Linked DNA regions of Mus musculus: regions 1, 2, 3, 4 and 6 are each linked to region 5. Evidence: chromatin loops called from intact Hi-C (ENCODE). Cell type or tissue: heart. All regions are shown on one strand. Each heading gives the region's core, and the rest is flanking DNA. Links, peaks and the distances in the headings are about the cores only. Region 1 overlaps Slc9a9 (solute carrier family 9 (sodium/hydrogen exchanger), member 9). Region 2 overlaps Slc9a9 (solute carrier family 9 (sodium/hydrogen exchanger), member 9). Region 3 overlaps Slc9a9 (solute carrier family 9 (sodium/hydrogen exchanger), member 9). Region 4 overlaps Slc9a9 (solute carrier family 9 (sodium/hydrogen exchanger), member 9). Region 5 holds the start of Chst2 (carbohydrate sulfotransferase 2). Region 6 overlaps Slc9a9 (solute carrier family 9 (sodium/hydrogen exchanger), member 9).

Region 1 (5,285 bases), core at 523-4,522, 480 kb before region 5:
ACTTGCCTGACTTTCTATGCAGTTTCTTGGAATATTCTATACATCTTTCCTCTACCTCCAAGCTCTTCAGTGGCTGGGCCTGAACCCCTAGAGGAAAATCCTAACACTGGCTTGAAAGGCTTCCCAGGAGTCAGCTGCATCCCCTCTCTACCTGCCTGCTACCCTTCACACATTCCTCCAGGCATACTGGCCTTCTTATAGCTCCTCTGACCCTCCTTGAATGTTCTGCACACATGGCCCCAGGCATACTGGCTTCTTAGTGGTTCCTCTGGCCCTCGGTGGATGCTGTGCTTCAGAGAAGAGGATGCGCTTCCCACCTCATTTCCCTCACCACCATCTTCAGGCAGCCTTTCTGCACAGCACCTATTCACCCTCCAGTGGACACTTCCTTCCTCGTAGGCCACCCTAGTTTCTGTTCAGCTGCTGTCATTTCATCGTGTATTTGTTAGCTTCACTGTATTTATGTTGTCTTCTCCACTACAACATAAGAACGGCTGTGTGTTGTCCCTGTTGCATCCCCAGAGCTTTGAACAATGTCTGCACACAGTAGGGGTGATGGATATTTGTTGCTGGAATGAATCAGTTTGGCTTGACACACAAACTCTACTTCCAGCGGAATTATCCTTGTCTTTTCCTTTCATGGATGACATTAGAATAGCAAGATGATATTTGTCAAGGGCCTAGGTATGATTTTGGGCTCTTAGCAAGCCATCATTAAATGATACTTCAGAGGGCAAAAGAGTTAATTAATGATCCTCCATGGCACAGCCCATTGCAGGCCCCTTTAGCCCTTGTGAAGGTCCCCATGGAAAGGCCATTGGGAAGAAACCCTATGCTTCTAACTCAAGCTCAGTGAACTTCTGGCCAGGACCCCTTATTATTAAGACAGCTCCTCTAACCTCCCAGGGTGTCTGGAATGCCCCCAATTCCTGAAACCATTATGTTTTACAGCAGGTTCTCTTGACAGAACTTCATCAGCCTTTGGCAGAACATAAGCCCGAATAATGGGCAGGCAGACGCCAGAATGAATTCCAATGTGTACACACAATTCTTGGCCCCATAAAAATCAATTCCTTATTCATAATTAAGCAAGTCCCCTGGGAAAGGGCACGTTGGTATAGTTATTAAAAGATAAATAATAGATAAGGATCCACTTGTTTCTTGCTCTGTTCATCTTTCTTTTCTTAGTACAAAGAGCTTTAAACATGAAGTAACACTGTAATTAATTCTTTTCTCCTGCCTGGTCCCTGCCTGTGACTTACAAGCCCAACAAAATGGGATAGCCTCTGAGAAAGTTCATTGCCGTTCTGTGCTGTATTGCTCTTTTAAAATGTGTCCCAAAATGCAGAATGACAACCCAATCCTAGACAGGGAGAAAATAAACTGTGAGCATCTGACATTAAATGTCGCAAGTCACAAGAGTGCTTTTCTCATGAGCCTTTTCTCATTTTCCAGATCGGTTTAGAGACTTGCTTAAACATGCAAAAAGGCTGCATAGTAAAGAGGGCCGCATCTTCCAACTGCTCAAGTCAATGAACCAGCCAGTACTAAGTGTTGGGAAGGATCCACTTGACCTCACAGAGTTGTGTTGAGAGATAATGGTGTTGTCCCTTCTCACAGGAATGTTTCCTCACACATAGCTGAGGGAGGGAACTCCCCTGAATCACTAGACTGCTAATCATCCTTTAGGGGAGAAAGTTAACTCTCTCTCTAAGTACTGTCAAAGAAGGGCATTATTGGTCATAGATCCTACAAGTGTGGGGCACGAGCACACAGAGTTCTGGTGCCTTTTTTGGCCTATAGAATTAATAGAGCAGGAGCCAGTTGGAGCAGGACCTGTAGCCTCTCTGGTTTGGTGTATTTGGGAATTAGGCGAAATAAGACAGCAAGTGCCATGTTTCTTCACCTAGGAAACTTATCGGGAACTTTGAGGGCAAGAGACAAGGTAAAGGCACTGAGGTCAAGCAGCTGCTGATTGAGGGATGGGAATAAGCAGGAATATGTATAGCTGGCAGAGAAGATGAGGGTTGAGTTGATACATGACAGGAAGGAGTTCTCAACAGAGCATCAGCTGAGATTTCTGGGAGAATGGTTCAATAGGAAGCAGAGTGTGACTAGAGCACATCACAGGAAGACCCAGACCAAGAGCCAGGCATACCCTCTGACACCCAGTACCATGGGGTACCAGCAGGGGGACCTCACTGCTACTCATCCCTTTAAAGACCTTTCTGTGTGGAGAAGAGGAAGCCTGCTTTGAATGTTAAGGTTTAAAGTTGGACTTAGATAAGTTTAAATCAAGAAAAGTGATTGACTAATAGAGTTTGACCAAGAAATCAACAGAACTACTAAACCAACACAAAGGTGGATTCTATATAGTACAATTAGAGCAGTAATTGAGGGCAGGGGAAGACATTTCATATTTATGTCCTAGTTAATCAAAAACTCTTATCAATGAATTAGTGCTGATAGTTTGAATTTCTTTGTTAAGGATTAAAGATTTGGCAGAAAAATGGAAGGTTCTTTTAAATATTTATGGCTATTTTAATCTGCTGGGGGTCTGCTCCAGCTAGAATGGGTTGAAGTGAGACACAGTGTTGGACACGGGCCAAAAATTGATGATCTCCAGTCTTTTAATTCTCTAACTGCTCTGTGTTAAAATCCCAACTCTCTCATACTGTTGTGTGCTTCATGAAGCACTGGGGAACTTAATTCTTTATCTCTCTTATTATTTGCTTTATAATTCTCTGTGCTTGAATAAGCGCTGGAAACTTAACTCTTTATAAACTTACTTTATAATTCTCTGGCCATTAACATATACTATATAGCACCAGGGAATTCACTAGAGGATTTACTGCTAGCGCTCCTTTCTCTTTTGCCCAGAAGCTTCTCCCCTCCCTGGTGAGGTGAGAGAGAAGCTTGGAGCAATTAACTTTTATTGAACCAGGAAAAGAAAGTCACACTCATGAGAGAAAAACTTTTACACAAGCAAATATGCACAGACACACACATTCTTACACACATTCAGACACACATTCACATTTTTGTTGGGCCCAACCATCTGTCTCATCAACTTAAATACTTAGAACTCTTATACTTAAAATGCATATGTAGTTTTGATGGATAGAGCAGAAGCCCCTGTAAGCAGGTTTCATTGTGCAAACACCAGAGCAGAAAGAACTCACTCATTCTGGATGAAAAATAAGCTACAACCTTCATTGCTTACAGAAAGAAAAAAAAAAACTTCTATCTTTTTATTGAGTATAAAAATCAAAATCAAAAAGCAAACCAAACCAAACAAAAATCTGTCTTTGTCTGTTGCAGGAAATGTTAAAAAAGACGATTGGCACGTTCCTGCACTAGTGCTTGCCCACCAACTCTCTGCGGCTAGCCCCTGTGCCAGGTGATCTCAGCCCACAAACTCCTGGCCCTGCAAGGCCACAAGGCTCCTGCTGGGCCATCTCAAAAATGCCCCTCTCCCCCGACCCCCGCCACCCGACCCCCTCAGTGAGTTCCACTTGCTTCCATGTAACGCCCCACGCACCCCTGGTTATCCATCTCAACACCTAATTACATGATAGAAATAAGACTCTTAAACTTATAGTTAACCAATTAGATTTATATATCAATTTAAACACAATTTACAAGATGCCAATATAATAATTTCAAAGCCAATTGATAATGATAAAGCTTTAACCCAATTATTCTAACCTTTTAATAACACCACAACAGTCTCCATTCTGGTTCTCTCTCTCCTCCTGAGACCTCTCTGTCTCTTCAACTCCTCACTCTGCCTCCCTTCTCCTGTCTAATCACAAGCCTCCCACTGCCCTAATATGATTGGACAGGGAAAATCCTGTAATACTTGTCAGTAAGAAGAAACTTGCTGTTAAGAAAACAAAACAAAAACAAACAAACAAACAAACAAAAACTCTGTCACCCGGTAAGGTAATAAGAAGCCTGTCTGCTGCTCTCTGCTCTGGTCTGTTCTGCTCTGTTCTGCTCTGCTCTGCTCTGTTCTGTTCTGTTGTGCTCTGCTCTGCTCTGCTCTGCTCTGCTCTGATCTGCTCTGCTCTGCTCTGCTCTGCGCTGCCCTGCCCTGCTCTGCTCTGCTCTGCTTCTCTATTACTGTCGTTGTTCCTAGTTCTTGTATGTTTTCAAGTACATGATCATATGGTACTTCTAAAGTTCACAATAAGGCCAAACAAAAATTAGAATCATAAATAGAATAAAGAGTTACAACAGAGATGTTTACATGTGTTTTCATAAGACTAGTTATCTAACTAAATCTTTATTATCTGTCACTACATCCACAGGTTCATTACGAGTTTAATACAATAATTCTTATGTCTTAAGTTAACATGATTTTGTCAAGAGACAGATCATCTGCCTAGTGTCTCATTAGTTTTGAGCTTTTGTATAGATAAACCAGATAATATTTTTTTTTTGGTCTGAGCACCTACAATAAATTGTCTATACCCAGTTTTATGACCTTTAGTAATCAGATAATGGTTTCTCAGACAGACCAGAAAGAATGTTTACCCTGATCATAAATCTGTTTCATGCATACTTTCTGTCTTAGTATAATTAGCCCATGACACATGAATGTTTACAGAGCCCAAACTGCAGACTATATTATAGAGGGCTCAAAACTTACTTGTATAAACTTAGGAATTCTATAGAATCATTATTAAGAATTATGAAATCATCAGTTTGTCTACATAGCTTTGCTAAAAAAAAGAGTACATCTTCGTTGATCTGAAGAAAATCTGCCCAATAGGTAGGCTAATGCCCAGGAATTGTTATATTAATTTAATCATGACAGAAAAGGCATATCAGCTGCAGGAAGCAATCCTGAGATGCAGTCTCTTTGGGCCTTGCCTCTTAGAGATCACCCATCATGGACCATGTAAAAATGGTGGGCTATCTTCAGGAAAATCACCTGCTAGCCTTTAGCCTATCCTAGGTGGCTCCTGACATAATCATTTTAACACACACACACACATACACAGAGAGATATTATATGTATATACTTTATTTATTATACTCATAGAAAATCTAAAGGGGATACACTATGATCATTTAACACTTTTTAAAAAGCTTTCAAGTGACATTGATTTAACATTAATAAAAGACATGAAAGTAGATTTAAGGGTAAAAATGAAGAGTAGAACGTTGTCCTAAAGCATCATTTCTGTTGCAGGAAGACCTGCAACATGAGGCTATCACTGGCCAGGTAGTTTCTAGGAGCAACATATTTTAGGGGATGCAGTGAAGGAAGAATATCA
Region 2 (5,285 bases), core at 611-4,610, 340 kb before region 5:
GCAAAAATTAGTGCCCTGGACCTAGACTTGCCAAACAACTCCCTCCACCATGAAAATAATGAATATTATTTCATAGGAGAATCTGATCAAGCCATTTCACATAATATTCAGATTTTCTAAGAGGAGCTCATAATTACTCAGTGTGTGAAGAATTAGGAAAAAATATGTATCACTAATGAAAAAATAATAGAAGCTAACCTGAAGATGACAGGGATGTTGGAATTCAGAGAATAATACTTTATGTTATAATGCTATTATGACTCTACTCCAAGAAGTAAAAGCAAACATATACACATATAGCACATGCACACACACACACACACACACACTTACATACACATACATACATATACATACATATACATACACAGACAAAATAGTAATAGAAAATACAACAGAAACAAATAAAATCAACAAGAAGATTAAATTGTGAAATGGAGATAAATGAGGCTTTTAGAACTTAAAAGTGATGTCTAAAATAAAGAATACACTGGATTCCTGGACTGCTATTACATAGACTCCCTTCCCTATCTGTTCTCATGAGAATTGGGTGTGTCCTACCTCTGAATCTGTCAAAAGTTTCTCTGATTCACCACTTTGTTTGCCACTCAATTACACATCACTTTCAAACATGGCTGACTCCTTCTATAAACTAATTTTACCTTAAACGCATGTACTAAGGGTGTATCTGTATTCCAGCCAGAGGATTAAAGGTGTGAGGCCTGTCTGTATTCCAGCTGGATCACACAAATGTAGATCTTTGGATGTGATCCCTTGCTAAAGCAGCCATGTTGCTGGATTAAAATTCCTCTACACATTCACCCAGAAAGCACTGAGAAGAACATAAAAACAGCATAAACAAAAGCTAAGTGACACTACTATACATCCAAACCCAAATGCATTAGTTATTGCAACAACTAATGAAATAAATTGTCAGTGAGTGAAAACTGTGAATAAAAAGAATCAACAATGTGATGCCAATAAGAGACATACTTGACTTAAGACATAGGTGTGATATAGGCCAGCTAAACATAAGAGAATTAGAAATGCATTACCAAGCATACACCCAGATGAGGTCTTGCACATAATAGTCTTCTAAGCAAGGATATTTCTCTGGTTGAAATAAAAAAAGAAGGTTATGTAATGATGAGAGAATCAGTTTACTCAGACAGTGTGACTATATAAAATGAGCACACAGCTAACAGCATTGCTTTCCAAGACAAGACAAGTTTGGCAGATCCCAAAAGAGAGATGGGCAAATTCACACTCAGAACAGAGGACTTCATAGCTCTCTCTCTCTCAACAACTGAGAAACAAGCAGGCAGAAAAAAGAAAAACCAAAATAAAAAACAAACAAACAAAACAAAAGTTCAGGAGACATCAACAACAACAAGGTGGGTGTCTTAGTTAGGGTTTTACTGCTATGAGCAGACACCACAACCAAGGCAACTCTTATAAGGACAACATTTAACTGGGGCTGATTTATCAGCTCAGAGATTCAGTCCACTATCATCAAGGCTGGACCATGGCCATGCCCAGGCAGGCATGGTGCAGGAAGAGCTGAGAGTTCTACATCCTCATCTGAAGGCTGCTAGGAGAAGATTGGCTCTCCCGTGATTAGGAGAAGGGTCTTAAATCCCATGTTCACAGTGACACACTTCCTCCAACCAGGCCACACCTCTAAATAGTGCCACTCCCTGGGCCAAACATATTCAAACCACCACAGTGTCTTTACCTACTGTAAGCCCTCTGGTTCCTTAAGTCATTTTTCACATAGATCTCTTCTCTGTGACATGTGGTATGTAAAATTGCTGTTTGGTAAATGAAGAGAGAGTCAAGTGTTAGTAAAGTTGCAGAGTTTAACCTAATAGTAAAAGAAATATGAACATGCATATATACTTTTCACCTACTTTTTCCTTTTGTTAATAATCCCTCTGTAAATATATAAACAGTTACTATATCTCTATGTAAACCATCTTTTTGTCGTACTGTTTTGCACATTTTAGGCAAGCACTCTACCCCTGACTGACAGCCCCCACCTCAAGACACATTAAATGTATTCTTCTTGTTTTGCTGATCTGTTTGAATATTGGGACGGACATCATATCCTTATCTAATGCTGAAGCATGCATCTTAAAGGATAAAACCATTCTATTAAGTATCCAAAATACAAGTGTAAAAAGCATTACAACAACATTATCAGTACATGTTCAAATGCTCCTGTTATTACAAAACTGTTTTATAGGTATTTTTAAATTCAGGATTGACTCAAGGTAATATATTGTATTTGAGCCTGACTCTTTTTTTCTCCATGATATTGATTTTTATAGAAGAAACCAGGTCAGCTGTTTTATATGCTTGTCCACATTCTGGACTTGTTTCCTCGTGGTGTCAATTAATATACTCTTTCCTATATTGAATTTCTTATAAATGAGAAATTAGGTCAAACTTTGAAATCAGGTTGAGTCCTTTTTTTTTTCCCAAGGATACCCATTGTTGATATTTTGTGCTTAATAGTGTGCATTGCTTTGACTGTGCGTTGTAGGGCCTTGCCCTGAATGCTCCATCAGGATGCTTATTGTCACAATGCTGAGTTTATTCCTATAGGACAATGGTAACACGTGTTACAAGGGTACATTCTTTTATTTTATAGTTTACTTTCAATCTGTGGGGCAATAATTGGGTACCACATAATTATCCTCTTCCCAACACTCTTGACCTCTCCAGTTTAACATCCCACTGGTAATACATGTTCAGTTAAACTCTCATATTTTGGATGATTCAGTTTAATTTGCTCTTGATATCTAATTTTTGTATGTGTGTACATGTGTGTTAGTGTGTAGACTGGAATTGTCCCTTAGGCATCTTCTACCATTTTTATTTTGATAGAGCCTTTCAGCACTGCTGGAGTTCACCTGCTAGGTTAACCTGGCTGGCCAGTGAGGCCCTGGGATCTGCCTGTCTCCTTCTCTCCAACTCTGGGGTTTCAAAGATGTATCATACTCCCCAGCTTTTTAACACTGCTCCCAGGGACTAAGCTCAGGTCCTCCTCCCTGCATAGCAAACATTTATGTCATGTTACATGTTACGTCATGTTATGCCATCTTCCCAGCCATTGATACATAATTCCTAGACAGTTCCTTTCTTGCTAAATGATTATCTTTCCAATAACCTTTTAAATTTTCTGAGGGCTTTTTGGTTTTTTGTTTGTTTCATTGGTTGTTGTTATTGTTGTTGTTGTTATTGTTCCTTTTGGTCATTGTCCCAGCCTGGTTCTTTTGTCTGGTTTTGAGACAGTTTTCTATACTCTAGGCTGGCTTTGAACTTCATCTTTCTTATCAATGCTGAGGAGAAAGCTGTGTAGCAGCATGCTTGACAAACTTAATTGCTTTGCCTCAGGGATGGGGATCGAACCCAGGACCTTGGGCATGCTAGGCAAGTGCTCTAGCACTGAGTGACACCTCTACCACCTCCACCATGACTTTCTCTTTAAATATATGATGCTTTTCTTTGTGACCAGGAACAAATATATGCTTTCTAGGCACAAGAAAAATGCATATTTGATATTTTAAGGACTAAAGTTCTTTGTGTATGCACTGGGTATCTTAACTACAATTCAATGAAATTCCCAATATTGTTATCTTTGGTTTCCTAAGTGAGTCAGAATACAAAAGGTATACATCAAATTATATTTTCTGTGGCTAAAGTCCTTTTTAAATATTTGTTATGATCTTATAAGGTGCCACGTATTGAGACATGCATCTGGCTGCTGCTTGGGAGGTGTGTCTTTTTATGATAAACATCTCCCCTGCATCATATTTGCTTCATCCATTTTGCTCACACAGAAATCAAACAAAGTGGTCCCATCTCCCTTTTATGTTAATGCCCCATGCTCATCTGCAGTTCTGAAAATGTGGGATTATGAAGTGCACAAGCAATGGGGAACGTGCCCAGGCAGTGGGGGCTCCCCCTCCTATTCCTTTTGTTTGGTTCAGTAAGCAGTGAATAGATTCTAGCCTGGGTAGATTGCAGCATCTTCATCAACACCATTAAATTCTCCAGGATCTCCAACTTCTCACCAGAAAAATAAAGCCTTGTTTTTTAACCAGTTACAACCTTTTACCTGGTAATGCACATTTTAATTCTAAATGGAGCTGCTTACGAAAAAAATTACAGAGTGAAAACCCAAGGGATTATATTAAAATGTCCATTTTCCATCTAGCCCTAAAGATCAATCCCATAGTCAAAATACAGGATTCTAACTGGAGTTATTAAAAATAGTACTCAGGTTTACACTTAGCTTCACAAGGAGGAAATTGCCATGGACAGAGAACTGTCTATTAGAGGCAAAATATGACTTAATGACGATTTCATTGTACTCAGGGCAACTGTCTGGCTTGGAAAAATGCCAGAGGAATGTACTGAAGACTAATTCCTCCTCCTCCTCCTCCTCCTCCTCCTCCTCCTCCTCCTCCTCCTCCTCTTCCTAAACTCTGTTCGGTGCTAGGATTATTGCAGTGTAGATTACAACTAGCATTAATGTAGCTGCTCCCATGTTTGTAGATGGTGATCCCAAGTGTCCCTGGCCATCTCTCCTCTCTCAGCAGCCCTGGCTACATTTATTTTCTGTAGGACTCAGTCTGAACATCAGGGTCTCCACCGTCTCCTCAAGCCCTTTCCTCCCTCCTCTCTCAGATGTAGTCTGCTAGCACAAGGCCACGGCAGACAAACCATGTTCTCTACTAAACACACAGGGCAGTGCTAAGGGAGGGCTTGGTGGACCCATTGGGAAGGCTGCCACAGACTGCTCATGGTTTCTACTGTCCTCTCAGGCTGCTCTGCCTTCTGACTTTATGTCCTTATGGGCTACAGTTTATTCTGACCTAGCTATTGAAGCAATCCCACTCTTCTCTCTCTTCTTTTAATTCTCCCTCATCAGGAGCCTGCTTTTTTATACAGTCCTTTTGCCACTTTAATAGGATTCTCAGAGAGTTGAAGATTATTGCTCAGAACAGTAAACTTAATTCTATGTTTTATTAGCCAACTCCAAGCATTTGATCAAGTGTTTAAATTTTGTGCACACTAAAATAATGTTTATCGCCTAAAATTAGAAATAGAATATTATTTAAAAATAACATTTGCCTGGTTCATTTCACATGAAGGTAATTGTGGTTAAAATTTTAGTCTATTTTTCTAAAAATTAATTGCTTTAAATGCTTCTCTTAACAAGAAATTCTTTTTAACATTCACAGATTTTTTTTTATGTGTATGAGTGTGTTTGCCTA
Region 3 (5,285 bases), core at 514-4,513, 220 kb before region 5:
GGAAGAGAAGGTTGGAATCAGACGACCTTTAGGGTAGCTTCAGGAATGAGCTATCTGGGGAAGGCGCACAAAATTGCTTCTCAGTCAGCCATGTAAAGCAGGGTAAGTCTTCATCTGCTAGAAGGAAGGTGGGGTGATGAAAGAGCTGACTTCCCTGGGATCCTCTTACCCTGCTGGCCAGTGTGGAAGGCTCACACTTATGCCTTGGTGGGTCACAGCAAGCCGATCAACTACTTACCAGTTCTGGAAGAGAGTGTGAGATGGTCAGGATGGAGGTTTGAGCAACAACCAGCCCCTTCCATACATATGTCCATGCTTCTGCAAACAGCCCCTCTCAGGACAACTGTCTGAAGGCCACATCTGTTCTTCTCCCAGAGTTACCCCTGTTCCTTTTGACGCACTATTGTTTCAGTAATGCCTTTGAAACTCTCCGCCACCGACACACCGGCTCTTGCCCACTAAACAATACAAGTAGGTCTTACTCTGTACCTCTGACACAATGACAGAGCGATTGATTATTTTCCTGAGATGTTTCAATCCTCTGTATCTAAGAAATCATGCAACGGACAAAAATGTCATAATCCAGGCTTTGTTCCTTCATGAATAGTGGAGCTTCCTGTTTTGTTTCTCCTTCTAGGAGACAAATAGAATATTTCTGCTTGTCACAAGTACTAACTCGTATAAACTTTTACCCATTGGAGAGAGCATGGTGTATTTTCAAAATATTCTCTAAGACCATGTCTAGAACATTCTTAGACACACTGAGATATGGAATGTCAGTGTTCTCTCACATTTTTCATGATATTTAAGGTTGGTGTTCAGGATTCATGGGGGGGGGGGGGGGACAAAGTCATCCAGAGCAACGAGTAGAGCAAAAAGAACCCTCCTAACGTATTTCCTGTCCTCATGGCTGTCCGCACAATTGGATGGACATCCTAAGGAAATATGCAGCGAGCAGGAACTGTCCTCATAATTTCTCCTTTATGTCAGTAGGTTGACATTTTGCCTGCTTCTAATAGAACTGTACTTGGGCCTAATTCTCCGTGATTGTCCCTTTGTTCTCAAGGTCAAAGGTGTAGTGCTTGAGAACAGAAATGCCCAGCCTGCCCAAGAGGAAGTCTGCTTTTCTCTGGGAACTAAGAAAGACTATCTTATGACTTAGGAAAGTTAAATTCTCAGGCAATACAAGGAATTTTGAATTGGAGTAAGAAGTCCCAGGTTTAGACCCCACACCTGCCACTTTAACTGTATTCTTGTTATTAAGTCATCCTTTCTGGTGCTTTTCTTTCCTTATCTCTAAAAAGTAAGATTGTACATACATTTGGAAACACAAGATGATGTATGTGAAAGGTCAAATAAATGGTTAAGTCCTGCCCTGTCCTATATAACAGTCTGACATTTAAATGCCTGTGGCATTGACTTCCCACCTAGCCATAGGAGAGGGTCATAACCAACCAGGGAGAACAGGCATGTTGGTTTATTAATGAAGGCCATTTCTGACCCCATGCCAAAGTAATACGTCATTTCACTCCCAAGCTGTGGAAAGTCTCTGTTTGGCTTAGATAGAATGAAAATAGCAATATCAAACTTGGAAAGTCATGCTTGTGTTTGCTTTATGGCTCTCGGAGTCTTCTCTGCCTTTGCTTTCTGGGATGGTCTTCTCTTCATTGCTGATTGCAAACTCTCCCCAGTGGGAGGGAGGTGCTTACCTCTAAGGAGGTCACAAAGCTCAGAAAGACAGCTTCAGTTAGTATACAGTGGGCCTTCTCTTTAGGGAGTGTTGGTGATCAAACCTAGGAGCTCTCCTGAGCTAGGCAAGCACTCCTCTCGGCAGCTACATAGAGCCCCAGCCATTTTTAATGTATTTATTTTTAAAATAGTGTCTCACTAACTGCCCTGACTAGCCACAGATTTACTCTGTAACCCAGGTAGGCCTTGAATTTGTATCATCTTCCAGAAGAGCGGGAATTACCAATCTGAACCACCAGGTCCAACTTCAACTTGCTCTTAAGGAAAAGACTACCTGGGAACTGGAAAAATAGCTCAATGGTTAAGAACACTGGCTGCTCTTCCAGAGGACCAGAGGTCAGTTCCCAGCTTCCACGGGGCAGCTCTCAACTGTCTGTAACTCCAGTTCCAGAGGATCCAGATGCCCTCTTCTGGTCTCTTTGGGTACCAGGCACATCTATGGTACACAGACATTAATGCAGGGAAAAATACCAGCACACATGAAATAAAAACCGTTCAAAAGCAAAGTTCACTTCAGGTAGATGGAAGAAAGAGCCCATTTTAATCTGTGCTGAGCTAGATGGCAAAGGGCTCTCTGGAAATCCAACTGTTTACAGTTATTCCCTTTTACAACCTTGACCTTTCTCAGAATTCATTTCCTGGTATCTAAAAGAAGAAGCCTAAGGACATCCCACATCCTTCCAGATAAACAATCCGGTTTGACTCAACGACAATCTTAGCACTGGATGATTAGAGGCCCAGAAGATGTTTGCTAGAACTTAAATATGATTTTCTACATATGAAGGTTACAACTCTGTGGGCTTGACATTGTTTATACAGTCAAGTGAGGATGTGGGAGTCCCTGGGGCACAGACTCTTCTGAATGCCCCAACTCTCATCACCACCCTCTCTGCACACCATGGCACAGTGCCCCTACTATTCTGAGGCTCGCTAGCATAGGTTCCATCTAACTACACGTTCTTCAAAGCTCACACAAAACTGTCCACACAGAGAGTGTCCATTATGCCATGAGAGCGAACAAGAAGCTGAAGATATTCACCTCCCAACTCAGTGCAAATTCAGATTCTAAATCGGGATTTAAAAAAAAAATGTTAGATGATCTGGTTTTGTTTTACAAAGGCCAAACCACCCCCACCCCCACCCCCGCAGTTCACTCCTTTACTCTGAGCCTCTCAGAGCTCGTGTTGGCTTGAAACCAATTGTAAATCCATAGCAGCCTTTGAGAAAGATTACCCCGCAGCCCCATGAAAAGCTAAGAAAGCAGCCACTGGAATAGTTCCTGCTTTACGACCTCACTCATGGTCCCACGCTGGCCCTTCTAATCATCGTGCCTCAGAGTTTGAGCACTTGTGCTTCCTTACAAAGCTGGACATCTTGTTCTGAAGACCTGCTGACCTGAATCCTGCCAGCAAGGTCTCCATGACAGGAGGAGGGTGGCACCCAGCTCAGAAGAGACCAAGCCTCAAAAACTAAGAAAACAAAACAAAACAAAACATCAACAACAACAAAACCAAGGCACCATGTTGTTCCCCAGGAATGAGCATGCATTTGGCCCCGAGCCAGTTCATGTTCAAAGTGAAACTTTTAATTTCTTCTTTAAAATAAAGTCATAAAAACTGCCTTTAAAGTGAGCCAGACCCGTTGCACCACCAAGGCTCATTTTGTGAGCACACAGGACCCAGGGAGCAGCCAGGCTTTCCCCTTAACTCCTTACCCCTGAGAAGAGCTCCAAACTTTCCAGGCAGGGACAAGACGCCCCACGGAGAGGCCTGGGAGGAACCCGGGACTGAAAACATTCCTTCTTCTAACCTTTTTCTTTGAAGGGAATGACTAGATGGCCCGAAATACCACTTACATAGAGATTCAGGAAGGGCTCCTTTAGTACAGACAGTATCCATTTACTCAACTGAGAACGTGAGAAAGGACCTGGAAAGCCTCCACTCTCCTAGCTGAATGTAAACCAACTACAGAAAAACCAGGGAGCCCAGGCGGTCCTGGGTATCCACATTTGTCGGGTATCCAGGCTCTGAGAAAACAAGAATAATCTGGTTTTAAAAGAATCATAAAGAGAGCCAAAATAACAAGCAACAATTTGGTCTTGCTTTTTTTTTTCCTTTTCTATTTAGTCTTATGAAAAAATTATTGCAGACAGAATAATTACAAAGTGCAATCATAGATGAAAACACCCCTGATGTCGCCTTAGTCTATTAAAAAAATATAATGTAACGCTGTGGAGGACTAACTTGGATTCCCCCCATCACACCACATGGCCCCCTGAGCCCTGCAACCTTCCCAAGCTAAGCCTCCAGCTACTCATGGATGAAGTGAGTAACCTTCGGAGGAATTTTAGAGATAATCTAAGAGCCCTTCGTGTGTGTGTGTGTGTGTGTGTGTGTGTGTGTGTGTGTGTGTGTGTTCAAAAGGTAGAAACTTCTTTATGGGAACGGATCTTGAAATCCAAAGAGAATCTCTGCAAGGCTACGGAGGGTGAAAGCACTCGAGAAGCATATTCCAGCCCTGCTCATGTGTATACGTGTCACGTAGCCAACCAAGACAGGTCTGGAGCTGGTAAGCTTTTTGGAGATTTCTGTAATCCCTATGGGACACACAGCGGGAAACTCTGATCCTAGAGGAGCTGGAGTGACTTCTGGAAGGCCATCCAGTTGAGTCAGTCAGTGTTAAGATTAAGATTCAGGCCAGGCAAGCTGGGGTAGTGAAGCTGGACACCAGGGAAGCAATCACACTACATGCATGGCATTTACCTGGGCCGTGCGTGGGCTCAGTGCAGTTAATGTTGGGGGCTGTTTAACCCCCACAAGCCTGGTTCTCGATCTTATCATCTCCAGGGCCGGGTTGACAGACACAAGACCGTAGTCACCAAGGTCTCCACTCAGGTCCGTGTACTTGGTTTAAAGTTCCACACAACTACTGGTTTGAAATAGTGGTTGTTTTTAAACATTTCTATTCTGCATTGATTCCCCGAAAATTAAGTAGAGAGTCCTCATTATTTCCATTTTACAGATGTGTAAACAAAGACTTGAGTAAATTCAATTGTTCTTGGCCTCGGGCCCCTTTCCAAGATTAGTCTGCAAACATCACACCAAGAGGAAGCAGGAGCAGACAGTGTTGAGCCAAGGGGGAAGCTATGTGGGTGGCATGATTTCAGAGCCCTTTGGGACTCCCCTGCTAATGATGATCCATCCCAAGTCATTGCTCTGCGGTCATGTGGCCAAACAGCATTCTCACACATCCCAGTTTATCACAGACTAATTATTTCTCTGTGGGTTGAGTTACTTATTTTACTGATGGATCCCAGGTAATGCTTTCCAGAAATATCCCAGACCTTAACTGTTCAGCCATTCTGTGCCTGATGGGCCACGGGTTATAATCTCCAAAGATGAGTCTCGCCTAGGTAACAAACTCAAGCGCCTGATCCAGACACACAGCTGCCTGAGTATCTTTGTAAGGCTGAGAGCCCGGCCAATGAACACAGAGGTATCAGTTAGCTTGGGAACTAGCCAGCTGTGGGCCATATC
Region 4 (5,285 bases), core at 694-4,693, 540 kb before region 5:
AAGGGGTCTGTAACCCTATAGGAGGAACAACAATATGAACTAACCAGTACCCCCCCCCCCCCCAGAGCTTGTGTCTCTAGTTGACTATGTAGCAGAGTTTGGCCTAGTAGTCCATCAGTGGGAGGAGAGGCCCTTGGTTTTGCAAAGAATATATGCCCCAGTACAGGGGAATGCCAGGGCTAGGAAGCAGGAGTGGGTGGGTTGGGGAGCAGGGTGGGGGTGGGGGGGAGGGTATAGGGGATTTTCAGGATAGTATTTGAAATGTAAATGAAGAAAATATCTAATAAAAAATAAATTAAAAAATGATAGAGAAAGAAATATATTGATGTAAAGAGATGCACAATACATTTTAAGTAAGACAAATCAACCTAATTTGTTCTATTTACATCTAGTAAATAGTAGTATTATTAGTACATCTAGACTAGATATAGAATTCCAACCAATTACAAAGCAAGTTCAAGGTCAGTCTTAATTACACAATGAGACTTTGTCTCAAAAATCAAATCAAAACAAAATACTATCAACTATATGTGGATACCTATGTACTTATATAGTATTTCTTTCCTGGTTAGCTTCTGTTGCTGTGATGAAGATCATTACCACAAACAACTTAGGAAGAGAAGGGCTTATTTGACTTACATGTCCTGAGCACAGTCCATCTTTGAGGGAAGTCAGGGCAGGAATTCAAACAGGACAGAAACCTGGAGGCAGGAACTGAAGCAGAGACCATGGAGGAGTTCTGCTAATTGACTTGTTCAGTTTATTCTTTTATATTGGATCACCTGTGCTGACATGACACTGCCTACCCTCCCCATATCAATCATTAATCCAAAAAAAAAATACCCTCAGAAATATATACAGGCCAATTTGATGGAGACATGTTCTCAGTTGAAGTTTCTTCCTCTTTGATGACCTTACCTTAAGTCAAGTTGACAAAAACATCAACAACAAATTATCTATATTATAATAATTATATGCAAATCACATATTTCGTTGTCTTTGTATTTCACCTATAATTATGATGATATAGTGATGTGCTGTATGCTGTTTATATATATGCAAAATACTTATATGTCATATGTAAACTATATACTATTTTGATATAAATATAGTTTAAAGGTTCAAAGTAGTAAGTGCAGTATTGTGATGGAACATGCTTTTGTTTTGTTTTGTTTTTTAAATAACTCCACAGTGCATAAATGCCTGCAAGTTTTCTTAGAAATAAACTAAGGGCCTCTTTAAAGAGCAGGCTCTTGGAGGGTAATAAATACACACTAAGTGCCTTTATTCCTTGTAAAGCAAATACTGATAAGAAAGTTCAGTGCAGCTCATTAAAGGAAAGAGAAATGGAGCAGCAATTTTCTCCCTCTAAAGGAGAGTGCCATGCTGCTTAGAAGTTTTGCTAGAAAATGTCACAGAAAGTGTGATGCCAGAGAACGCTTGGCACTTATCCACAAGTGAAATTTTGAAAGACCACACTCCTAAGACCCTTGCTTCTTAGGGGGAATTTAACATGAAAGGGAATGGGACACTGTGAGACTCAACCATGGAGCTAAGAGGAACCCTGAGATACTTACTATCCAGCAATTCAATAACATGTGCCCAGCACTGCTACCAATTGCCTGGATTTAGTCACCCATCTCTGCCCTCAGTGAGCTGGGCAAATAATAGCTATCACAGGATTTAATGTCAATAGAAAACATTCCTCCAACAGTCAGTTCAGAAGAACTGTAGAATTTAGATATAAAATAGGTCCCTAAGGAAATCTCATTCATTCCAATACCAATCATTTTTAAGAAGAAAACAAACTCCTTACAGACAAGTTAGACCTTTCTCTGTCCCCCACAACACAAACTAATTGTTTGGCAGTTTCTCCAATAATTACTGACCGAATCAATTAGGGTCTTTTCAGGTGCAGATGGAGGCATTTATTAATCCTCTCATTAACAGCTTTTTTGAGGATGTATGTTTAATAGTCTTTATTGTGCTTCTTCCAACTGTTTTGGAAAGCCCTCTTCGATACTCTCATTAGCTCTGGGTCTCTCATTGGCTCCTACTAGAAAACAGAGGAGTGATAAGAAGATATGCTTGCTGATGAGAGTGAGCAGACACTGCCATCACAACCTGGAGACGTACTTCTCATGAATCTGTTTAGCTTAAAAATAAGTTCCTTAGGTCTTGACACATTTTGCTGAAGGTGATTCAAAAGTTAATATTGGCCAGGAAACTGATAATCAGCCTGAATCACATTTGTTTTGATGGCTGTCTAGATAGACACTCTTGTGTTACATAATTAATGGAAAACTAATGCAGGGTTCATTTTGCCCAAGGACTCCTGTCCAGGCAATCAAATTCTCTGGTTATTTCATTTCTTAAACACTAGGTGGTATCACATGGCAGTAACGGGGAAGGTTCTTGGGCTCTTTAATTAGGACCAAGGCTACCATACTCAGCTGACAGTAGCTGTAAGTGAGACATTCCCAATGTGGTACTGCATTCTTATCCACTGTTGCTCTCTTGGGCTTTGCTTAGTCCTGATCTCTGGTTCCTGTTTCCTGACTATGTCTTTGGATTTCTTTTACCCCTAGCTCTTAATGCCTCTTCGGATCACTAGGATCTGACCTTGGCTTTATCCAGTGACTCTGGCCCATCTCTTGACTTTCAGATTTAGATCTATGACTTGCTTGCTACTTCTTTGGAACTCATACCCATGATGGAGAACTTGGCTTGCTCACAATGCAGCAAGAATGACAGAATGATCTATGAAACAAAAATAAATAAGTTAATGCTGTGATTTCATATTGATGGCTCTTTATCTCAATTCTACTGAACTTTAATTCATTGGTATATAAATCAGATGTATTTGACAGAAACACAATTAAGATTAATATAATCCCCGGCTGGCCTCGAACTCGTGATCCTCCTGCCTCTGCCTCCTTCAGCAAATCCTACCGGCGTGCGCCACCACGGGAAATGCAAATCAAAACAACCCTGAGATTCCACCTCACACCAGTCAGAATGGCTAAGATCAAAAATTCAGGTGACAGCAGATGCTGGCGTGGATGTGGAGAAAGAGGAACACTCCTCCATTGTTGGTGGGATTGCAGGCTTGTACAACCACTCTGGAAATCAGTCTGGCGGTTCCTCAGAAAATTGGACATAGTACTACCGGAGGATCCAGCAATACCTCTCCTGGGCATATATCCAGAAGATGTCCCAACCAATAAGAAGGACACATGCTCCACTATCTTCATAGCAGCCTTATTTATAATAGCCAGAAGCTGGAAAGAACTCAGATGCCCCTCAACAGAGGAATGGATACAGAAAATGTGGTACATCTACACAATGGAGTACTACTCAGCTATTAAAAAGAATGAATTTATGAAATTCCTAGCCAAATGGATGGACCTGGAGGGCATCATCCTGAGTGAGGTAACACATTCACAAAGGAACTCACACAATATGTACTCACTGATAAGTGGATATTAGCCCAAAACCTAGGATACCCAAGATATAAGATACAATTTTCTAAACACATGAAACTCAAGAAAAACGAAGACTGAAGTGTGGACACTATGCCCCTCCTTAGAAGTGGGAACAAAACACCCTTGGAAGGAGTTACAGAGACCAAGTTTGGAGCGAGATGAAAGGATGGACCATGTAGAGACTGCCATATCCAGGGATCCACCCCATAATCAGCATCCAAACGCTGACACCATTGCATACCCTAGCAAGATTTTATCGAAAGGACCCAGATGTAGCTGTCTCTTGTGAGACTATGCCGGGGCCTAGCAAACACAGAAGTGGATGCTCACAGTCACCTAATGGATGGATCACAGGGCTCCCAATGGAGGAGCTAGAGAAAGTAGCCAAGGAGCTAAAGGGATCTGCAACCCTATAGGCGGAACAACATTATGAACTAACCAGTACCCCGGAGCTCTTGACTCTAGCTGCATATGTATCAAAAGATGACCTAGTCGGCCATCACTGGAAAGAGAGGCCCATTGGACTTGCAAACTTTATATGCCCCAGTACAGGGGAACGCCAGGGCCAAAAAGGGGGAGTGGGTGGGTAGGGGAGTGGGGGTGGGTGGGTATGGGGGTCTTTTGGTATAGCATTGGAAATGTAAATGAGCTAAATACCTAATAAAAAATTTAAAAAAAAGATTAATATAATCAAGGGAATCCATTGGCCTGTGCTTCAGGGTTGAGCCAACTGGGGCATGCTGGGCTCAAAGATTCAGCGTGGCTGTTTGTTTGTTTTTTGTTTTGTTTTGCTTTGTTCTCACTCATCCTCCTGATTCTTAGGTGCAAGCATAAGACGTCTTTGCTCACACCTATAGATGACTTATTCTGTGAAACAGAAAAGACTATTTCCTCAGGTTTGCAAATTTTTGGCTCAAAACAACACTTCCTTCTCCTTATATTTTGCATATCAATCACAGAGCACTTGGCACTGCCTACATTCAAGATCTCCCCTAGATCACATAGTACTCCAAGGAAATTAGGATGTAGTGATTGGTCAGATCTCAGTCATGGTCCCACCCTCAGGCTGATGGCTTGTGGTCTATTTGTGAGAGGAAAGCGGCTGGAGGAAATGTCTAACAGACTTTCCAAAACTGTAGCTTCCATAATCACCATGACATGGTGCTTTGAAATGACACAGAAAGGTCCCTGTGCCACTTTAAGCTTGAAGAAATGTTGTATCTCAGAAAGCAAACATTATTTTCTGCATGTGAGGCTGAACTGCAGAAAAATAACTTCTGTATATTACAAACAATAAAAAAAATCACAGCAAGAATGGAAGAGGCTCACTGTGTGGGGGCACAGGCCATCACAGAGGTTCAGAGGCTCTGTAGTGAAGCCTTGATGGGAAAAAATGAATAAGGTTTGGACTTCCTGATTTATCATTCAGTCTTATCAGCTCTTCCACTGACCTTGAGAACTAGTGAGAAATCTTGCTATTGACCTGCAGTTCAAAAGATCAAAAGCCTTGGCCCAGGCACTAAAATCCAACATGCAACTCCATATGTCAACAGAAGAAGGTGTTGAAGACAAAACAATGTTCTTACCCACACTCCCCTCTCACCATTAAAACAATCCAATTCTACTCCCAAGTGATACTTTCATAGCCAGGGCTGTGGAAATCCCACAGGAAAAATATAACAATTCTTTCTTAAAATGAGCTAAACACACAAAAAGGAGCAAGCCAGGGGAAGATATAGCCTCACCTGGGGAAAACCAGGAATCAGGGACAGAAGAGGTACTCAAGGGGCAAGCACCCAG
Region 5 (5,285 bases), core at 482-4,481:
ACCGTGTTTGATATGATATACAATATACAACTATACTGTCTGTTTTTCCTATTTGGGCTTCATAATTTCTTATCGTAACATGACACCATACAGAACACATCAGCACAATATGAGTTCAGGACACAGACATAGGAGTATCATAACCGCTGCTGGGAAGATCAATAGTTTTCTCACTGAAAGTCAGCAAATTTCAAAATCCTACACACTAAGCCGCATCTATTTCCTCTTCCTTGGGATCATTCCAGTATCCAAACGTTCTTAGCTAAAGCCCTACACTGTCTGCAACATGTTCATCGCTTGGCAAATTTGCCTTAAGGAAATAAAGAGAACATCATATCTCCAGGACACCCCAAGTCCCAAGTAAATGAGTTCAAATCCCTGCCCTTTAATATCATTAATTTGGATGGGACAGAGGAGAAAGAAAACCTAGGAGTGTCCCAGTTAAAACGTGTTTGCTTTCATATGCCTCTGATTACTGTGTCATAGACAGAATACACTCCAGACAGACGTTTCTCTTATCCCACTAACAAACAGAAGTTGCTGCTACCACTGCCAAAAGTGATCACCTCGTTTTGAAAACTGTATTCTAGTCATCAGAACTTGTTTAAAAAAAAAAAAATTGTATGCTTTCAAAGTCTTTCAAATTCTCCTTTTTTTTTTTTCCCCCCTGAACCAACATCAGAACAAAACCAGCAGTCTCTGCTTCGAGGTACCCTGTCTCAACTCAATACAGCAGTAATCAAAACCGAATGCCTTCAACTCTCCAGGGCTTGTTCTTCCTTTCTGGACTCAAAGCTGAACAGGAGAGTAGTGTGTGCTCTTTCTTCTCTACCCTGTTTGGTTTTGCCTGTAGATTTGCTCCATTCCTGGGTACCTGGCAGGCAACGCTTTACATGTGAGAAAACAACTCTCGGTTAGTAAGAAGGCAGAGGCTTGTCCCAGCTTAGCAAGTAGATGGCTGGAAATGGAGGGACAGGGTCCACCTGAAGCTACAGAGACAAGTAACACTGGTAAAGCCGGAGTAATGGAATCAAATATAAAAAGACTATTATTTATTATCTTCTTTATTAATACTCACATATAACCTTTGCTGACACAAAAGTCTACTTTGAAGACCTGCCTCCTTGATTTACCAGCCCAGTGGGGGCTTTCTGCTCTGGGGGTCACTTCCCCCTTCTCCACCCACCCCATCCCACATCCAAATTACTCTTACACATTCACAGATACCACGAAAATTTTGTAAACAAGATTTGGGTTACTGGAACTTGATTTATCAACATTCCACTTCAATATGGAAGGGAGGAGGGAAAGAGGGAGGAAGGAGAGAGGGAGAAGAGACAGGGACACAGGGCAATCTGTCAGAACTTTCAAGTCTTGCCTTTTCTGAGGGGTGTGTGTGTGTGTGTGTGTGTGTGTGTGTGTGTGTGTGTGTGTGTGTGTGTGTTTGCACGTGTGAGTTGAGGGCTGTTCCTTGAAATGCACTGACTCAAAACGTTGACAGCAAGTGCCTGTGTGGTTATTTATATTATATATCTATAATAGAATATGTGGGCTTCCTCAGCTTGGGTCTGGGCTGTGTTTGTTTAAACACAACACCATCCTTTTTGTGGGTGTCTCCGGAGAGTGTCAGATCTCTTGGGAACCCTTCTCAAAGCCGGGGCTTCCTGAGCAAGGTCTTGCTGAGGTCTTTGACCTCCTCAGGACTGTTAACCCGCTCATAGCCCAGCACGGCCATGGGCTGGTAGCAAAACTCCTCCACCTGTTTGATCTGCTGGAAGGTGAGCGCGGTCCGCCAGGCATTGGCGGCCTGAGTGGCATTGCGAGCTGACACCACGAAAGGCTTGGAGGAGGAGCCCGAACCACTGGTCATGTTCAGGGCAAACTGCTCCATTTCGGGACTCACCAGCAGCCCCACAAAGTCATATACCCTCCGTAGGGTCTTAACGGGGTCTCCCACCAGATCCTCGTACCTCACCACCAAGTAGTGTCCCTGCAGCCAGTCAGGAGGCTGCAGGGCTGTTTGCAGCGTCTTGGCCATACTGTTGCAGATGACCTCCATTGCACCCAGAGCGTGGTAGTCTGCTGGGCCACCCATACCCTCCTTCTTGGCACCAAGCTTGTGGCCAGCAGCCTCCAGGAAGGGCATGCGGTGGGCTCTTGGATCCCGGCTTCGCACCACCTGTAGGCTTTCCCGGATGAGGCCGTGACGCGAGCGGATGCGGGAGCTGGCAACAGCACGAGGATCACGTACTAGGTGGATGACCTTGAGGTCCAAGGCTGGATCTTTAAGCAGCGGCGCCAACACAGCCACATCGAAGACCCGCACGCCCTTGATAACCAGCGTGCGGTACTTGCGACACTCCTCCTCGAAGCGTGCCAGGCGTTGAGGTGGGCACTTTTTGCACACGCGGTCGTCCACCAGTCCGACGACCTCCTTGCGGTAGGCAGGACAGAGTGGCGAGGAGCATACCACCTTGTTAGTGGCTGCCCCAAAGATGCCCAGAGTGGTGAGGTTGCGCCCCCCACTGCCTGCGGGGCTATACAGCTGGAAAACCGAAAGATCGCAGCGGTAGAGAGCGCTCAGCATGTCCCGCGCTGCCCCCTGCAGGGAAACGGCGTCCCCGGGGTACAGTTTTTGCCACACGTGCCACACAGGCTCATAGAGGAAGAACACCTCAGGGTTCTGGTTGAAGAGCTCACCGAAGAAGGACGAGCCCGAGCGCCACGTGGTGAACACATACACCAACTGCCGCTTGTCCCCTCCACCCCTGGTGCCTCGAGTAGCATTGCCCAGAGAGGCCGCAGCTCCTGCACTCCCAGCCGCGGCTGCGGGAACTGCCCCCACGCCCGCGGCAGGAGGGCGGTACGGGGTGCGGGGGTCCATGCGAGAGTGAGCGCGGGGTGGCGCTGCAGGAGGCGACCCCGGCCGTCCCCAGCCGGCCCCGGCCGCCCCTACCGCGGCACCCAGAGGCCCGTCGGGGTTGCACTGCTGCAGCGGCTCTTTATGCCACTTGTAGTCCAAGAGGTTGAGCATCGTGAGCACCAGTAGCAGTGCATAGCCCGCGCACAGCACCAGCGCCTTCCTGCGAAATACCTTCATCCCGAGCGGGGACGCAGGCCAGCGGCGTCCTGCGCGCCGGGGCCACGGCGGGAGCAGGGCCCGCTGCACGGCGGCAGGCGCGGCCGGCAGCGGCCGGGGAAGCGCACCGGGGGGCAGAGCTCGCGGCGAGCTGCGGCTCATCACAGGCACAGCCGGGGCCGGCGGCGCGGCGGAGGCGGCCCTGCAGCCCAGGAGGGGGACGCTGCAGGCCGGCTGCGGGCGCCGGGACTGGGGCCGCCGATCCGAGGCGGGCGCGGCGGCAGAGGCTGCTGGTCCCCGGCGCCCAGGGCTGGCTCTCCCATGGCAGCGGCTCCGAGAAGGACCTGCGAGGGGAAGCGGAGTGAATGGGTGAGCCCAGTCTCCGGTCCAGATGCCTCCTCCGCCTGAGTAACGCCCACCCTCTAGTCTGCGGGCTCCTCCACTCACCTGGAGCGGAGGGTGCGCCTCGGAGCGTCCCCAGATCCCCGACCGGCGGACTGTCCGGCTAGCACTCTCCTCGGTTTCTCTCCGGTTCTCTTCTGCTAGGGGTCCCCAAGCCTTCGAGGGAGCCGCGAGACTCCGCTGCCCTAGCCCTAGGCAGAGTTTTCCAGCAGCGGGCGCCCTGCACCCCGGGAGGGGAAACTTTCACCGGGCCCGGAGCCCAGCTCTGCGCTCCACCGAGCGCGGCGCGTCCCGGCTCCAGCGACGTCTCCTTAGGTCTCTCGGGACCGCTGCTTCCCTCCAGGCTCTGGGGCACGAAGCAGGCAGGAGGCGACAGTGGGGGGTGGCTTACATACGCCCCAGCTCCAGGCTGTTCTGCTCTCCATCGCTCTCTCTTGGCCTCCACGTAGCGAACCTTCCCATCCCTCCGGCGGCCGCGGATAGGGTGCAGCGCGGCCCCGCAGCGGCGGCTGCTTCTTCCATCACCCGGAGGATGTCCTGGCGGGCGGCTCAGGCGAGCCCCGGCGCTCCGTGGCCGCGGACTGGCCCAGGACTCTGTACACCTAGCTGAAGGCAAAAGAGCGGGACCCCCCACCCCCGCGTCACCAGCGGCTTCTGCCCTACGAGGTCCCGAGGCAGAGGAAGCCCCCGCCGCGGCCGCACTAAAGCGGCGCCCGGGAGGATGCTGCTACCCGACTCCCCCTACGCCGGGCGCCTGCAACGCGCTCGGGCCGGCCTCTGCGCGGCTCCTGCCAGCCCGCTCGGGGTTGGTGCGCGCCGCCGTCTGTCGCCCCGGCTCCTCCCCTTCGCCGTGCTCCCCTCCTCCTCTGCCTGTCCCACACCCGCCCTCCTCGCAGCTCCAGACTCCCGCCGCCACCTCCTTAGGGGCTGGAGATGCGACCCGGTTCAAGGAGGCGCTGCTAGGGCCTCCAGCCGTTAGTAGCAGAACAGAGCTCTAGGTGCGCCCGGGGCGCGGCGCCGGCGCCTGATTCCCAGCTCGCCCGCACAGCCGGAGACTTGGGTTCTCTGTAGCTGCACGACTCGGCTCCCAGGATTCGCTCTGGAGAAGAGTTGGTGATAAAAGTTTGAGCAGAAATACCCCGGACGTACGCTCCTTTCATCCCCAGCGGTCAGCACTGGTGTCCCCTCCTAGGACGCGAGCAGCACCGCCCAACAGCGCTGTGTGCAGCGGGAACCCAGTTCTGAAGCCTTGGCCCTGGTGCTAGCCCATTCCAGCGGGTTTGTGGTTTCTCCCTCAAGGAGGAAGTAATAAATCTTTCTGGGCCCGGGGTCACTGAAGAGGCTTCAGAGTATGCCTCTCCGCAACCTTTCCGAGTGTCCTGGATTTGGACAAGGCCACAAGGTTTCGATGATCCCACCCCCACCTCCTGCCCGGCAGATGTTCTAGGCTTGTGGAGTTTCCACCTCTGCTGACACCCTCTGAGACAGGGCTGCTGGGGGGAGGGGAGGGCGCTTTGTTTAAATTTGTGGTGTGATAGTGAGTCCATTGACTTTAAAGAGGAAGAGATGAGATCAAAGAACTTGATCGCAAAGGAAAACGTTTTTGGACGTTGAAAGTTACTTTTTAGTTTGGTCTGCGTTGGTTTGTATACTTTTCTTTCGCTGATGAGGGAATAAACTTCCATTGTAAAATGGGACAGCTACAGGATGGGTGGAGGTTAGAGGGCACATAGGAAAGATTGTACTCCAGTTTCCACCTAGAAGGGCAGAAAGATGAGTCATTGCGGTCCGGAGGTGAACTACT
Region 6 (5,285 bases), core at 632-4,631, 660 kb before region 5:
CATCTGGGCTTCTGATTCTGCCGGTAGCTTCTGTCTGTTCCCTTACTTGAGTTCTGGTATCAGAACTCCACAGCCTACAGTCAGGACCCTGAAAACTCAGCCTTCTCAGGTAAAATGCTAATTGCCTTTACCAGAAACCACTGACTCACACTTCAGTGCCAACCTGCTCCTGAGCTGTGTAGCTTCCTTTAGACCTAAGCATTTTTTATTTGTAAAAGAGGGAAGGTCGCAGGACCTTCATAAACACACTCTTGAATCACTCCAGGAAGCTCAGGCCAACCTGGGGGAGATAATCACAGAAGTAGGGTTCATATGGCGAAGTCGCTTTGATGATCACCTTACAATTAATAGAAGATATTGCCAAGTTTTGTTTTGAAATATAAAAATTGTGCTTCTATCCGATTCTGCTGTTTATTAAGGATTTCGTGTCATTTGCTTTCAATTAAATTGAAGCAACTCAAATTCAATGAAAGTATTCTATGAAGACAAACAGTGTTTGTGCTATTAGGTATGACAGTAGTAGTTACTATTTTAACTGTCTCTATAAAGCCAGGGTTTCCTGTCTTTTCCATGTTGGCAGCATGTAGCTCGTCTGGACATGTTGTCTAAAGAAGGCTGTTTGGGGAAATTCAGGAAGCACATGGTGAGATTAAGGCTCTGAGTCTGTCTATTTTCTCAGCCCGTCTGCAGTGTTCCCCAACGCTCACAATGCAGTGTGTGAGCTCTGCACTCGGGGATCTGACCTGCAGTGACTTTGGCTGGGTAGTTTTGTTGCCAGTCTTTCCAATAGAAAACAGACATGTGCTTCTTCCCGATGCTCTTAGAGCTCTCTAACACTGAATCCTGCCCAGACTTAAGGAAGGATGATACCTTACCAGAAAGAAGACAGAAATGCATAAGGTGCATTAAACAGGGACAAGGAGGGACCACACAGACCCTTTGTGGGGTTTGAGTCAGGATGGTGACCTGACTGACAGTAAGGAATATGGAGCAGCTTGGATAGCTTAGCTTTCATCAAATCTGCTGCCAGAAAAGGAGACTGGGTCTCAAGAAAGTCCTGGATGTAGGTGCTAGACAGCAATTGCTCACTTTGTATCTCTGTGCATCTCTTTGTGTCTGCTCATGGGCTCTCTCTCTCTCTCTCTCTCTCTCTCTGTGTGTGTGTGTGTGTGTCCAGTAAAAAGGAAAGCAACTGTTAAAGAGATTGTACTGTTTCTCAGCAGAAAAAAAGACCAATCATAAAAATGTCATTTCAATCCTAGTGCTTAGTATCCAGGAGGAGAGTTGAGTGGGTGGTTGGGCCATATGCCCATTTTGATTTGACAAGTCTGACCTCTGGTGTGGGGAACTCTCTGGGGACGACATTGGCAGTCCTCAGATAATCTGTCATCTACTGACTGGCATGACATGTTTGATGTGGAAAGTTATAGTGTTGCCAAATAGTTATAGACAGCGATTATGACCAGAAAGATTTCTCCAATCCTTCCTTTTCCTTACACAAAATTGGCAGCTTATTTAACTTTATCGTGGTGTCTTCAGCTGGGAAATAAGAGAACCCACAATGTTGGTAAGATAAAAAAGAGTGAATACTTGTAAAGCTGAGAACGGGATGCCCGCCATGTAACTAATAAATATTAGTTTGAGATAGTTGAGATAATTATTAAATGGCACAGATTTCATCTTAAGGTCTGGATTTGCTTGGCTCTGACTCTGCTGTAGGTTGGAGGTCTGAAATTGTCTGCTAGTAATTCTGTTATCATCCCACCACCCCACCTCGGCTCAGGTTCTCAGCCAACAATCTTGTCTCCAAGCAGCTACAAGTCTGCCTGTGTTAGTAACGTTTCTGTTGCTGGAACCAAAATACACCCTCAAAACTAACTTCATGGAGAGAAGGCTCTTTTGGCTCCCAATTCCAGGGATATATAGTCTATTGCGGTGGGGAAGGCAGGGTAGTGATCAGGGAAGACATGGGGCAGGCTGTTCACTTTATGCCAGCATCTACTGAACAAGAGGTGGAGCTGGCATGTAAAGTCTCACAGCCTGTCCCCAACCCCACACACACCTCAGCAAGGTTCCACCTTCTAAAGGTTCTACAACCTTCCAAACATCACCACTAAGTATGGACCAAGGGTTGAAATATCTGCGCCTATGTGGGGCTATGTACATTTAAATTACTTCTGCCGCTCACAGGCCCATGGCCAAGTCTTGATGCAAAACATATCCCACCCAACTTTGCAAGTTCCTTCTGGTCTTTAATAGTCTCAACAATATTAAAAAAAAAAAATCCAAAGTCTAAAGTCTTTTTAGAAACTTGAGGCAATCTCCTAATTGTGACTCTCTATAAATAAACATTTTTAAAGTATATGCTTCTGACATACAAGGGTGCAGCGTATACACTCATATTTGAAAAAAGGAGAAATGGAGCATAATAAAGAATGAGTGATCTGAAGAAAGATGGCACCCAGAATGGAGGAAAAAGACCCTGTACCTCCATGCCTGGCATTTGGGACTCATGGTGGAATCATCTCAGTCCAAATAGCTTAGGTAGCTTTGCTACCAGCTCTGCTCTGTAGCACGCATAACCTCTCTCATAGGATAGGTTCACTCTGAGTGCAGTTTTTGTCTATGGACATCCTGCTGGCTCTGGGCTGGAAGATTGGGTGTTCAAGGCCTGCTTCAACGTTATAGTGAGATCTTCCAGTTTCTCAAGTGGCCTCAGTTTCTTATGGTAGCATCTTTGCAGGTACTTTGACCCTGTCACATATTTCTTGACCTTAGTAGCTCTCTATATCCTTGGTACAATGTAAGAAGACCCAAAGACCCCTTCAATCTTGTATCTTTCATGTCTGTTGACTTGAGGGCATTGGGAGTCTGAAGTGATCAGGGAAATGTTAGATTCCAAATAAATGGAATGTTTGTTAGATTTCATGACAAAGGGACAACTCCTTGCCCTTCCCCTGACTCTGAACCTACATGTTTAGGTCAACAGCATAAGACTGGGAACATGAATTAGGACTGGGCTATAAAGGCTCAAGATCTACCCCCTATTTCTACTTCCTGCAGTAAGGTTCCACTTCCTAAATGTTCTACAACCTTCCCAAACAGTGCCACTAACTGGGGACCAGGTGTTCAAACACATAACCCCATACCAGACATTTAATATTCAAGTTGTAATATTTTCTGGGATACTATTTTAATCTCCTCAAAACTGCAACGGTAACTCGCCAGCAAGGACTTTTTCTAGGACCATTGGGTCTTCGACGTGGCAAAGGTTCTCTACTCAGAAGAAGCAAACAAATGCAAGACAATACTCTGAGAACCGACACCAGATTCATTGAGAACATCACAGCATGATCTTTCAAAAGTAGCTTCTAGCCAGGGATGGCTGACATGCCTGTAATCCAAGAGACTGGAAGATTGGGTGTTCAAAGCCCGCTTCAACGTTATAGTGAAATCCTATCTCAAAAATCCAAACAAACAAATCCAAAAGTCCTTTCTATTTTTCAACAGAACACTATTTAATAGATATATAAACCAGGATTGCCTTAAATAAATCATAACTTGATACTTAGATGAATTTTTCATTTAAGGAGGCTAATTGTATACACTGCAGCACTGTGGGTGAGGGCTGTTGACCGTGAGTTGGCAATGACCTCATTATGTAGAACTGGGCATTATAAATGGTAGTCATTAAGACAGGATTCTACTTTTAGTTAAGGGCAAGACACAAAATGCAGAGTTTCTTAAATTGGGCAGTCTGGGAAAGGTCCAGGCTGATGGAAGAGGATGAAAGGGAGAAGGCTTGAAAATCCCTGCAGTTGGTGGCCAGAGAGGACTGGCTCTGCCTTCCTGTTTGCATACTTTTCCTGCTGTTACCTCTGCCTAGTGACTGCCTTGCCTTTGATCATTTCCTCCTCCTCCTTCTTCTCCTCCTCTTCCTCCTCTTCCTCTTCCTCCTCTTCCTCTTCCTCCTCCTCCTCTTCCTCCTCCTCCTCTTCCTCTTCCTCCTCCTCCTCCTCTCATCTTCATGTTTCCTGCCAAGCCCTCGAAGGTCCCCCTTTGAATGCAAAATGCTATGATGGAGAGGATCACCTTCAGTCATACCATCCTTAAACCAGAAAATCACAGCAGACTTGTATGCAGACGAAGGAAACATAGAATGTGAAGTTTGAAAATGTCAAGACAAGATATGAAATAAGTTAGCTTCGGGTGGAAAGAGATATGTTTGGAGTTCTGAAAGAGGGAGCATTGTAGTTGTCTGAAAGATGTCCACTGGCTTACAGCATGCAGGGAATTCTAGAGTGAGAAATGTCTGTACATGAGAAACTTTAGTGGGAGGGAGGACTGTCCTGTATGTTAAAAATGGATCTCAGAAAACACACATTAACCAAGACTGTGACCCTTAGCTGTATCGTGTTTGCCCTGAAGTAAACATTATAAAATTTCCGTATGTGTTTGGTGGGAACCATTATCCCTCGTTTCCCAGAAGGCCTGGCTCCCTTTTGGTTTTTACTGAGTCACTCGTTTGTTCTACTTACCTAGAACTCAAAGGCATTTGCCTCTGTCTCATGATTTTGTGTCACTTAGGTGTCACAGATCCTATATTATTGGAGAGTGATGCAAGCTCTAACTTTTTACTGACCTTACTCTGATTTTCTTCCTGCTCGCATTTCTGAACTGCTTGGCCCCGCCTCCAGCACTGTTTACCACTTAGAATCCCTGGGTCAATCAAAGAAGCCTGAAACCTGTTCCTTTGGCAGTGGACTGCAGTCAACAGAGAGGTCAAACAACTAGTCATAGTGCTGAGCATAAAAGGAACATCAGTGTCAATCCCCACCCCACCCCACCCCCATCTCCCCACCAAGGCTCAGGGAACACCTCTGAAGGGGAGGGGCAACCAATGTCAGGGCAGGAGAATGGGAAGGAGTACAGCGAAGTGGACCTTCTTCTAGACTGGACTTGGCTATGGTGCTCGTGAACTTACAGACACAGGAGTGACCTGCACAAGATCAAGACGGTCCAAACTACAGCACAGATTGGGTAGAAATCGATCACCAGACCCCATCCCTTCCCGAGGAGCTTTGACACTTGGTAGTTGCTAGGGGAAGGGAGAATCATTCATTGTGGAGATTTCCCATGCTCCAGTGGACTAGCTGGACTAGCGCTTATCTAACAAGAAAAAAAGGCATGAAGTTGGGAGGGGCTGTGAAGAACATGGATTTGCAGGGGGAGGTGGGGAGTAGATTCAATCATATTTCATTATATAAGTTATGTAACATTTTTAT

What was found. A loop is a pair of places that touch in the nucleus more often than their neighbours do. Peaks named below come from ENCODE experiments on the same cell type or tissue, not always from the same donor. Only the 100,000 strongest peaks of a DNase experiment are listed, where the experiment ranks them.
Region 1: a loop joins it to region 5, with 2.3 times the contacts of the local background. A loop is called at or near these places in 3 of 42 quality-filtered maps.
Region 2: a loop joins it to region 5, with 2.1 times the contacts of the local background. A loop is called at or near these places in 8 of 42 quality-filtered maps.
Region 3: a loop joins it to region 5, with 3.0 times the contacts of the local background. A loop is called at or near these places in 8 of 42 quality-filtered maps.
Region 4: it touches region 5 in a loop (4-fold over the local background); 5 of 42 quality-filtered maps call a loop at or near these places.
Region 6: a loop joins it to region 5, with 4 times the contacts of the local background. A loop is called at or near these places in 34 of 42 quality-filtered maps.

What each region holds. Positions count from the first base shown.
Region 1 is chr9:94,925,113-94,930,397 of GRCm38, forward strand. All of the region lies in intron 6 of Slc9a9 (solute carrier family 9 (sodium/hydrogen exchanger), member 9), which reads left to right. Among named protein-coding and RNA genes, the nearest start is that of Mir7656, 180 kb to the left of the region's middle. In heart, for the core only: a CTCF peak has its summit at 2,191 (motif pointing right); no DNase peak of the experiment used is centred there.
Region 2 is chr9:95,062,562-95,067,846 of GRCm38, forward strand. All of the region lies in intron 12 of Slc9a9 (solute carrier family 9 (sodium/hydrogen exchanger), member 9), which reads left to right. Among named protein-coding and RNA genes, the nearest start is that of Gm32018, 250 kb to the right of the region's middle. In heart, for the core only: no CTCF peak of the experiment used is centred there; no DNase peak of the experiment used is centred there.
Region 3 is chr9:95,183,625-95,188,909 of GRCm38, forward strand. The region is part of intron 14 of Slc9a9 (solute carrier family 9 (sodium/hydrogen exchanger), member 9); the gene reads left to right. Among named protein-coding and RNA genes, the nearest start is that of Gm32018, 120 kb to the right of the region's middle. In heart, for the core only: a CTCF peak has its summit at 2,167 (motif pointing left); no DNase peak of the experiment used is centred there.
Region 4 is chr9:94,867,201-94,872,485 of GRCm38, forward strand. The region is part of intron 6 of Slc9a9 (solute carrier family 9 (sodium/hydrogen exchanger), member 9); the gene reads left to right. Among named protein-coding and RNA genes, the nearest start is that of Mir7656, 120 kb to the left of the region's middle. In heart, for the core only: a CTCF peak has its summit at 2,364 (motif pointing right); no DNase peak of the experiment used is centred there.
Region 5 is chr9:95,403,051-95,408,335 of GRCm38, forward strand. Chst2 (carbohydrate sulfotransferase 2) reads right to left here and starts at 4,220. Exons shown (of 2, transcript NM_018763.2): 1 at 3,527-4,220; 2 at 1-3,423. The coding sequence starts at 3,241. The coding sequence ends at 1,649. In heart, for the core only: a CTCF peak has its summit at 2,580 (motif pointing left); DNase peaks (open chromatin) are centred at 2,591, 3,131, 3,771 and 4,321; H3K4me3 peaks cover 2,476 bases; H3K27ac peaks cover 1,897 bases; H3K27me3 peaks cover 877 bases.
Region 6 is chr9:94,739,700-94,744,984 of GRCm38, forward strand. All of the region lies in intron 4 of Slc9a9 (solute carrier family 9 (sodium/hydrogen exchanger), member 9), which reads left to right. Among named protein-coding and RNA genes, the nearest start is that of Mir7656, 9.5 kb to the right of the region's middle. In heart, for the core only: no CTCF peak of the experiment used is centred there; no DNase peak of the experiment used is centred there.